2 separate regions of the Homo sapiens genome follow, and region 2 is linked to region 1. A link is a contact called in ENCODE Hi-C data. All regions are on one chromosome and are shown on one strand. Each heading gives the region's core, a stretch centred on a gene start or an enhancer-like site at or near the end of the contact. The rest is flanking DNA. Distances are from core to core; before and after follow the strand shown.

Evidence for each region. Hi-C counts contacts between places; a loop is a spot of excess contacts on that map. Pooled maps may share reads with other maps.
Region 2: a map of CD8-positive, alpha-beta T cell shows a loop between it and region 1 (9-fold over the local background). The contact joins the promoter of ELOVL6 here to the promoter of OSTC in region 1. A Hi-C loop is called at or near these places in 5 of 168 maps with a recorded cell type or tissue (CD8-positive, alpha-beta T cell, chondrocyte and naive thymus-derived CD4-positive, alpha-beta T cell), 2 of 37 single-sample maps with no recorded cell type and 14 of 50 pooled maps.

What each region holds. Positions count from the first base shown.
Region 1 is chr4:108,648,629-108,652,711 of GRCh38, reverse strand. It overlaps OSTC (oligosaccharyltransferase complex non-catalytic subunit), which reads right to left and starts at 2,113. Exons shown (of 4, transcript NM_021227.4): 1 at 1,918-2,113. The coding sequence starts at 2,056. It also overlaps the pseudogene RNU6-431P. RefSeq lists enhancers at 1,160-1,209, 1,824-2,173.
Region 2 is chr4:110,196,354-110,200,184 of GRCh38, reverse strand. It overlaps ELOVL6 (ELOVL fatty acid elongase 6), which reads left to right and starts at 1,570. Exons shown (of 4, transcript NM_024090.3): 1 at 1,570-1,938. The coding sequence starts at 1,850. RefSeq lists enhancers at 1,197-1,989, 3,578-3,831 and silencers at 2,904-3,533, 3,734-3,831.

The DNA.
Region 1 (4,083 bases), core at 864-3,363:
TAATATGTCTCATCTATGACATTATAAGCTTCAGGAGGTCAGGGTCCTTATGTTTTGTTCTATTATCTCCAGTACCTAGTGCCTGAAACTTAACGGGACTCAGTATCTATTTGCTGACTATTTGTCAGCAACAAATAGTTTATTTATAAAGGTGCACTCAGTTTTTAGAAGAGACTTCTTCCCTTCCAGTGGCAAAACCAATTCATCATACAAGATACCTCATAGACCTGGCCACTAAAAAGCAACCTTTCCACTTTCCCCCAATGGTTGGGACAAAGAATCTCCCCATTACAATAATCAACAGGAGAAAAAAGAGGGCCACAAAGAAAACTGAGGCTTCTCGCAAAGAATCCGACTCCAAGGGAAGTAAGGGTTACAGGAAAGAAACTAGCATTATTCATTATTATTATTGAATAATGACTTTTTTTTTGTCCAACGACCTTCGTGAACTGTGCAAAAATATGGAACGCTTCACGAATTTGCGAGTCATTCTTGCACAGGGGCCATGGTAATCTTCTCCCTATCATTCCAATTTTAGTATATGTGCTGCCGAAGCGAGCACTCAATAATAATACTGAATTATTCTATATTATTTATTTTTAAAAGTCTATTATTTTTAAAAGCCACATGCATTTTAAATTTTGTTTATTCAGTACAGTAGCTATTAACTTGATGAGCAAATGTTAATGGTTAATGCTAATGCAATGCTAGATAGTATCTTGTTACCAAATAAGTATTTAAATGTAACTCAAATATTTAAATGTAATTTATTTAAATGAACGTAAGTTAATTCTCACTATTCTAGATTGGGGGAAGGAGGTAAATTCAAAGGTGCTTTCTAGAACTCAGCTCTCTCAGTTTGAATCCTCCCCCTTCAGTGCCAACTATTCTCACAAAACATCTATGAAAATAACAATTATATGGCCACTCCCTTAAAAGTAGAACTACTTTTGCTATCCCAAATCCGTAGCTTTAATTTTATAATTTCCAGGTTAAGTACACCACTTCCCAAAATCTAAATTAATTTTATAATTTCCAAGTTAAGTACACCACTTCCCCAAATCTAAATGTACACAGTAGCACAGTTCTAAGTAAATCTTGGAACTGTGGCCTGAAAGGGTAGTGGCTCTGAAAAGACTAGCCGGATTGCCAACTCACCAGTACATAAGGCAACGCCCCTTTGCAATTTTCTATTTGAAAAGGACAGAATAAGATGATAGACAATTCAGAAGCGTTTAATAGTAATGCTATTTATCTTATTTTTTTAATTCTCAACTTCTGCCCACTGAAATACAGTATCGTCTGCAAATCTCATCTCCAATCTCAAATATTTATCAAACCTGTGATTTCAGAAAATTCCATTGATATTTATTGTAGGTCATGCAAAAGGCAACACAGAACCCTAGGTTTGAGCCAACAAAACTAAAGATTGTCAAGTCTCTTCCAAGATTCCAGGACAAAGATAAGTTTAAAAGTCCCACAAGCTCTTGACCAACCATGGAAGCGGAGTTGGCCAAATTAGACCTTCCCAGGACCTTTATCAAACAACCAACCATGGAAACGGAGTTTGCCAAATTAGGCTTTCCCAGGACATTTATCAAACAACGTATGGCAAGCAACAAAAAGAGCAACAATTTGGCCTTGAAAAATATATTTGACTCGGATCCCTGGGATGGGAGGGCTAGAAGGAGAAGAAAGGCAATGGGAGTGAGAACACGAATTCTCTTAAGACAGGGCGTGAAGGCGAATAAACTTGGACGTTAACACTTCGGACCCCAGAACTCCCCTCCACCCTCAGAAAAGATCCAAAGCAGAGCTATGCTTCCCCCGGGGCTGAGAGTCAGCGGAACAGACGCGCCTCCCGGGGCGGGTCAGTTCTCCGCTCCTCAGCCTCTCGGGCCCGACAGCCCGAGTTACCTCCGGTGATGAGGAAGTAAGACACCACCACCAGAGCATACACAGTCATGGCCGACGGCATGTGCAACCAGGGCGGCTTCTTCAGCTTCAGGTTGGGACATTCGAGCACTAAGAACGGGACACGGTACAAAGTCTCCATGTTGGTGGCAGCAAGGGCCGTTCTCGGCCTCAAGCCCCACGCGCCTCCCGGAAACAGGCCCGCCCTCCCTAACAAGTGCGCGTGCGCGAGGAAAGGACCCGCAGATCCGTAAAGCTCGGAGGTGGTTACTATACTCATAGAAGAAAATAAGAAACTAAATAAAACAAATAAATGATATGAATAAAGTGTTGTAAATTATTTAATCTAATTAAACTTACATTGTGATAATGTACTCTACATTTTTCTAATGGATATATAGGTGATTTGTGTACCTTCAAGGACCTGCGGGACTTCTAACGTGGCCAAGCCGGAGAAGCGGAGGCCAAGGAATCTAGGTGAGCCCCGCCCACTCGCTGACGCAGGGGATTTGAAAGCTGATTGGACAGGGGGCGCTCCCGGTTCCCAGAGCGGGAGATGAATGGGAACTTTTGGATATAAATGCCTTTTATATTAGAGGTTTTTTCAAGGGTTAGGAAAAGCCGGAGGCTGCTGAGCTTTTACTTCCCGATGTAGTCGTGGTAATAATAAGAATTAATAATAGTTGCTAAAGTAATATGTTACCAATTTTTTTTAAACATCCAGCCTGGATCACAAATGTCAACAGGACATCTCTACAGGGATGCCTTAATGCTGATAGCTTGGCGTGACCATAATACTATTTTGAATAACTCATCCTCTCAACTTTGCTCTTCCCTTGGTCATCTGTATGTCGCTAAAAGGTAAAATCCCTCTGGCCAAAAATCTTAAAGTCGTCTGGATTTCTCTCCTTACTAACCTTCTGCATCCAAAATATTAGTAGGTCTCTTTGGCTGTACTACCAAAATATCTCCAATTCATCTGCCCCTCACCATTCCACCACTGACACCCTAGTGTGAACCACCGCCATCTCTGGTCTGGGCAACATTTACAATCCAAATAGATGAAAATATATGATGGAGAATTAGTCATTAGGGATGGACTAGAAGGTCTAAAAGATTTTTTGTTTTCTGTTTTGCTTTTCTTTTTTATATAATCTTTTAAGACTCTACAAATGTTAACTTCCTTTTGGAGCAAGAGTTAAGAGTCACTGATTACATAAGTCCAGAGCATATTGACACATTATAGAGCCAATGTTTTTATATTTTTTTATTTGCTTGTTACTAAGCCCGTGGTTATTTTTACAGGATGCCATGTATTGGTTCTGCACTTCTAATTAGCTAACAACTCAATTGTTAAGAAATTGCTTGAAGACGGTAATGAAAATACTATCAAAACATTGTAGTATCCAATTCTAAGTACAGTTGAGGCTTGCTGCCCTTACTGTTCATTAGTGAGAGTCTCTCCCAGAGTCATATTGCCTATGTCTTAACGGAGCCACACGAATCTTAGGTTATGTAAAGGCCAATGATAACACCAATAATGAATGCATTTACACCAAAACCAGCGTTTATATGTAGGAAGTTTCTCTGGGCACTGTAAAGCAGAATGTTTCTGAAATTCCCACAGTTTTATAAGTAAGGAACACTTTGGAACAATTAAAATATTTTGCTTTGGTATGAAGAAAAAAATAAAAATAAAACATTTTGCTTTGGAAAAACATAGGGATTAAAGGTTTTTAAATTTCCTTTATAGCTTAAAAAGGAATCTAACATTAATTAACCACTGCTTGGCAGGTACTATGTTAAGTGATTTACATTTGTGCTTATATACTCTTCATGACAATTCTGTTAGGTAAATACTAGTATAACTGCTTTACATATGACAAAAGTGGCTCCTGGGAAGGGAAATAAACTCAAAAAGTGTAGTATAGTCTGTGACTGGATGAGACCTAAAAGGCAATTGCTGTAGAAGTAAATAGATTTAAGACGTTTAAAATGGTATACGTTTATATACTTATCCTTCTTCCTGTGTATACTAGGGACACATAATTTCTACCTACATTGTGGAAAACATATAAATTATTAATATATAATTTTTAAATGAAAAATTAATTTCATAAATAATAAAACTGCCAAGTCAGAACACACTGCATTCATCTATATGTTAAA
Region 2 (3,831 bases), core at 321-2,820, 1.5 Mb before region 1:
CTTAATGGGGGAGATGAGGACAGTCCCTACACAGAATCTTTGGCAGTGTCAATGTATACATTAATTTGCTAATCAACTAGGCTAGCCCTTTAATCTATATATTGTACTGGATTTTAAAAATTATTTCTTTACTTTCTCATTAGACCTTCCTCTTTTTTTTTTTTGTTTGTTTGTTTGGAGACAGAGTCTCCCTCTGTCGCCCAGGCTGGAGTGCAGTGGCAGAATTTTGGCTCACTGCAACCTCTACCTCACGGGTTCAAGCGATTCTCCTGCCTCAGCCTCCTGAGTAGCTGAGGTTACAGGTGCCCGCCACCACGCCTGCCTGATTTTTATATTTTTAGTAGAGACGGAGTTTCACCATGTTGGCCAGGCTGTTTTGAACTCCTGACCTCAGGTGATCCGCCCACCTCGGCCTCCCAAAGTGCTGGGATTACTTCTGTGAGCCACCACCGCGGCCGGTCCCTTCCTCCTTTAAAAATTTTTCTCCCAGTTCCCACTTTTTGTGGGTTAGAGGCATCTAAATTGAATGAAAGTACCCTTTTTGGACTACTGGGGAGGTGGGGGGATGTTCTCAGAAGGGGAATTTTCTTTCTGGTCCTAATATCCACCTAATTTTTAAAAGCAGGGCTCCTTATTATTTTGTAAAGTTTACAATTACATCATTAGATACTTCCATGTCTCATATTTCATTTTTCCAAACTCTTGGGGGAAATGAGTGGAGGGATGGATGGAATAGAAAATAGTTTTTCCTCTTGGAGGCTGAGGGCCCAGTAGGGGTCAACAGTACATTCAGCCCTCTCCTCACATATTCTGTTCTACCTACAAGTACAGCAAGTAAAGCCAAATTTCTCATGCATGCAAATAAAGTTTTTGCATTTGGCCAGTCGGTCCAGTTCTCCTGTCAGCTTCCTTCCCCACTCTGCCTCTGTTCATTAATCCCCCCCTTCCCGGTACCTAAACCCTCCACCTAACCCAGCCCTTTCTTCCACTTCCGGCTACTAGCCTCTCTCGCCTATCCACTATCCTCACACTCAGCATCCCCTGTCTGTACGAGATTAAGGAGCTCTGCCGTCCGCAGGGCCTGGGTTAGCGTGAATCTAAGCCAGAGCTCCCGGGTGGGGGTGGGGGTAGGGGTGGGGGTGGTCCCAGAGGTAGGGCGAGGAGGTGGGAAGCGTATTCCCTTCACTGGTGATCTCAACGTAGATTTGCCCGGAGTTCTCTTGCAAGAGAGCTGGCAGGTTTTACTATTTCCCAATCGTTTACTCGCCAAGCTCTCGGGTCCACGCGCCGCGGGGATGCGCCCTGCAAGCTGAAACTTCATTCAAAGCAAGGCGGCCCACGAGGTTGGGCTTAGGGGATCTGGATGACCTCCAGGCCACTTCCTTTCTCTCTGCGCCCTTCCCCCACTCTTCCAACCACCTTCGCTGTAAACAAAACTGTCCCCCCCGGGCGGAGAGAGGTCGCGCTCTTTCGCACACTCCCTCGCCAAGGGTTAATTTCTCAAATCGCACGAGGGGGAGGAGATTTCCCTGTAGACGAGTAAAAAGGGTGATGGACAAACGTGCGGGCACTAAGACCGCAAGGCATTCATTTCCTCCTACGGTGGATGCGGACGCCGGGAGGAGGAGAGCCCCAGAGAGAGGAGCTGGGAGCGGAGGCGCAGGCAATGCTCAGCCCTGGATGTAGCTGAGAGGCTGGGAGAAGAGACGACCGCTGGAGACCGAGCGGCGTGGGGAAGACCTAGGGGGGTGGGTGGGGGAAGCAGACAGGAGAACACTCGAAATCAAGCGCTTTACAGATTATTTTATTTTGTATAGAGAACACGTAGCGACTCCGAAGATCAGCCCCAATGAACATGTCAGTGTTGACTTTACAAGAATATGAATTCGAAAAGCAGTTCAACGAGAATGAAGCCATCCAATGGATGCAGGAAAACTGGTACGTGATGCTTTCGCCTGATACTGTTCCCGGGAGCCCTGCGCGTCTTCCCGGAGTGCCTTAATGTCGGTATTCCCTGCCTGGGCGTGAATGGAGCGATGAATCGCGGGCAGCCAGCTGATCGCTGAGTTCTCGGGTCTCCCGGGTGCAGGAGACGCTGGGGGGGGGGGGGTACATGAAGCGCGAGGTCTGTGGGTGCCCCTGTGTGAACCGCGGCTACATAGGCATCTTTTATATAGATTATATAACACAGAACATATGTGTGTGCACAGGGTGATGTCTGCGCGACAGGGAAGGCGGGAGAGATGCCACAGTCCAGATCGCCTACCTGTGCTCCCCTCCCCTCCCCCGGTTTTCATCTAGATTTGGGTTTTCTCGCTTGGCCTCTCCCGCAACCGGAGTGTGAAAGGCAGTGGAGGGAGGACCTTGTCTCCTGTTGCCTTTAACCCTCTCCCGCCCGCCGCCCTTGGCCCTGGTCCTCGCTGTCTCTCCATCCCTCGTGTCCTTCCTTTCTCCTTGCAGCGCTCCTACTTCACCGTCCTCCTCTGTCTGCCGCTCCTCAGGCGGATGCCCCCTTTTTAGTACCCCTTTCCCCACGCGGTTCCCTTTCCGGTTTCATAGAGAGACCGGGTGGGAGGGAGGAGGGGACAATGAAAACAGTAATAAATGAATGAACCCGAGCGAGTGGAGCCACGCCATTATTAAGTTTCTGTTTTACGGAAACGCCTTTTGGACACACTTCTAATTCTGTGCGTAGCTGCTGATTGGAGTTCAGGCACACAGATTAAAAGCCCCTCCGTCTGCAGAGTCCTTAGGGGCTCTTCCCTAGGAAACTAATAATCAGGGAAAACACCTTTCTTGTTTACTGTAGTCCCCCCGCCAGACCTTTTGAAAATCCCTGTGTGGGAGGCGATCCAGTGTCACCTTGCAATATTTAACAGAGGAGGGTGTGCTCATCTCGCTTCTTGTAGACAGGGTTGTGGCAGAGGCATTCCTCTCCTCCCCTTAACTTCGGGTCTGGCGATCTGTAAAGTTCAAGCCCAACGCACCCCGGAGCTAGGCAAGGGGCCGGCAGCCCGGGGGATGGCTTGACCGGGGAGGGTCGGGCCGCAGGGTCTCCCGGGAGCCGGGGGATTCCGCCCGCCGCGTGCGCGAGCGCGCGTGCCCCGCGCCCTCCCGCCTGCCCTCTTCAACTGGAAACCAGAAACGCCGGCGCGCCTGTGGCCTGGGCGGGTTGGTGCAGTAGGAGCTGGTGCCACGGGGCCGCAGCTGCGAAAAGGGGGTTTCAACTTCCTGTCCTCCAGCCCCCTGGAGTCGCCGGCCAGTGTCGGGAGGCCCGGCCGCCGCTTCCTTCTCCTCCCGCCCGGCCGGAGCGCGCCCACTCCCAGCTTCCCGCGGGCTGGTCCGGGCCCCAATGGCCATTTGCGGCGGCTGCCGGGCGGAGCCCGCCTCCTGGGCCGCGCGCACCGGCGGGGCAGGCCTGCTTGGGGTGAGCTGCGGCGTGGCTGGTGGCGGCGGTGGGCTAGGGGCCCAAGGGCCGCGTCTGGCCCGAGCCGGAGCCTAAGAGGCGGGGACGCGGGCCGCTCGGAAGGACTGGAAGTGCAGCAGCCACACAGGCACAGGGCTGGTGCCCTCCCGGGCCGCTGAGGCCAGGGGGTGCAGGGGTGGGTCCGGAAGGAGGTTGGACACTAAGGGTCGAGACCGCAGATAGACCTCGGCGTTTCGGGGCAGCCGAGGCCCCTCGAGCCCCACCGCCCGGGGTCCTTCTCTGGATGCACTTCCTCCTCCCGCTTAGGGGGTGGTGCTGGAGGCGGGGAGGGGGCGGTGGCCGGAGCCGGCGGGCGCCGGAACCGCGCTGCTGGCTAGCCCCGGGCCCGGGTCTTCTCCGCACAT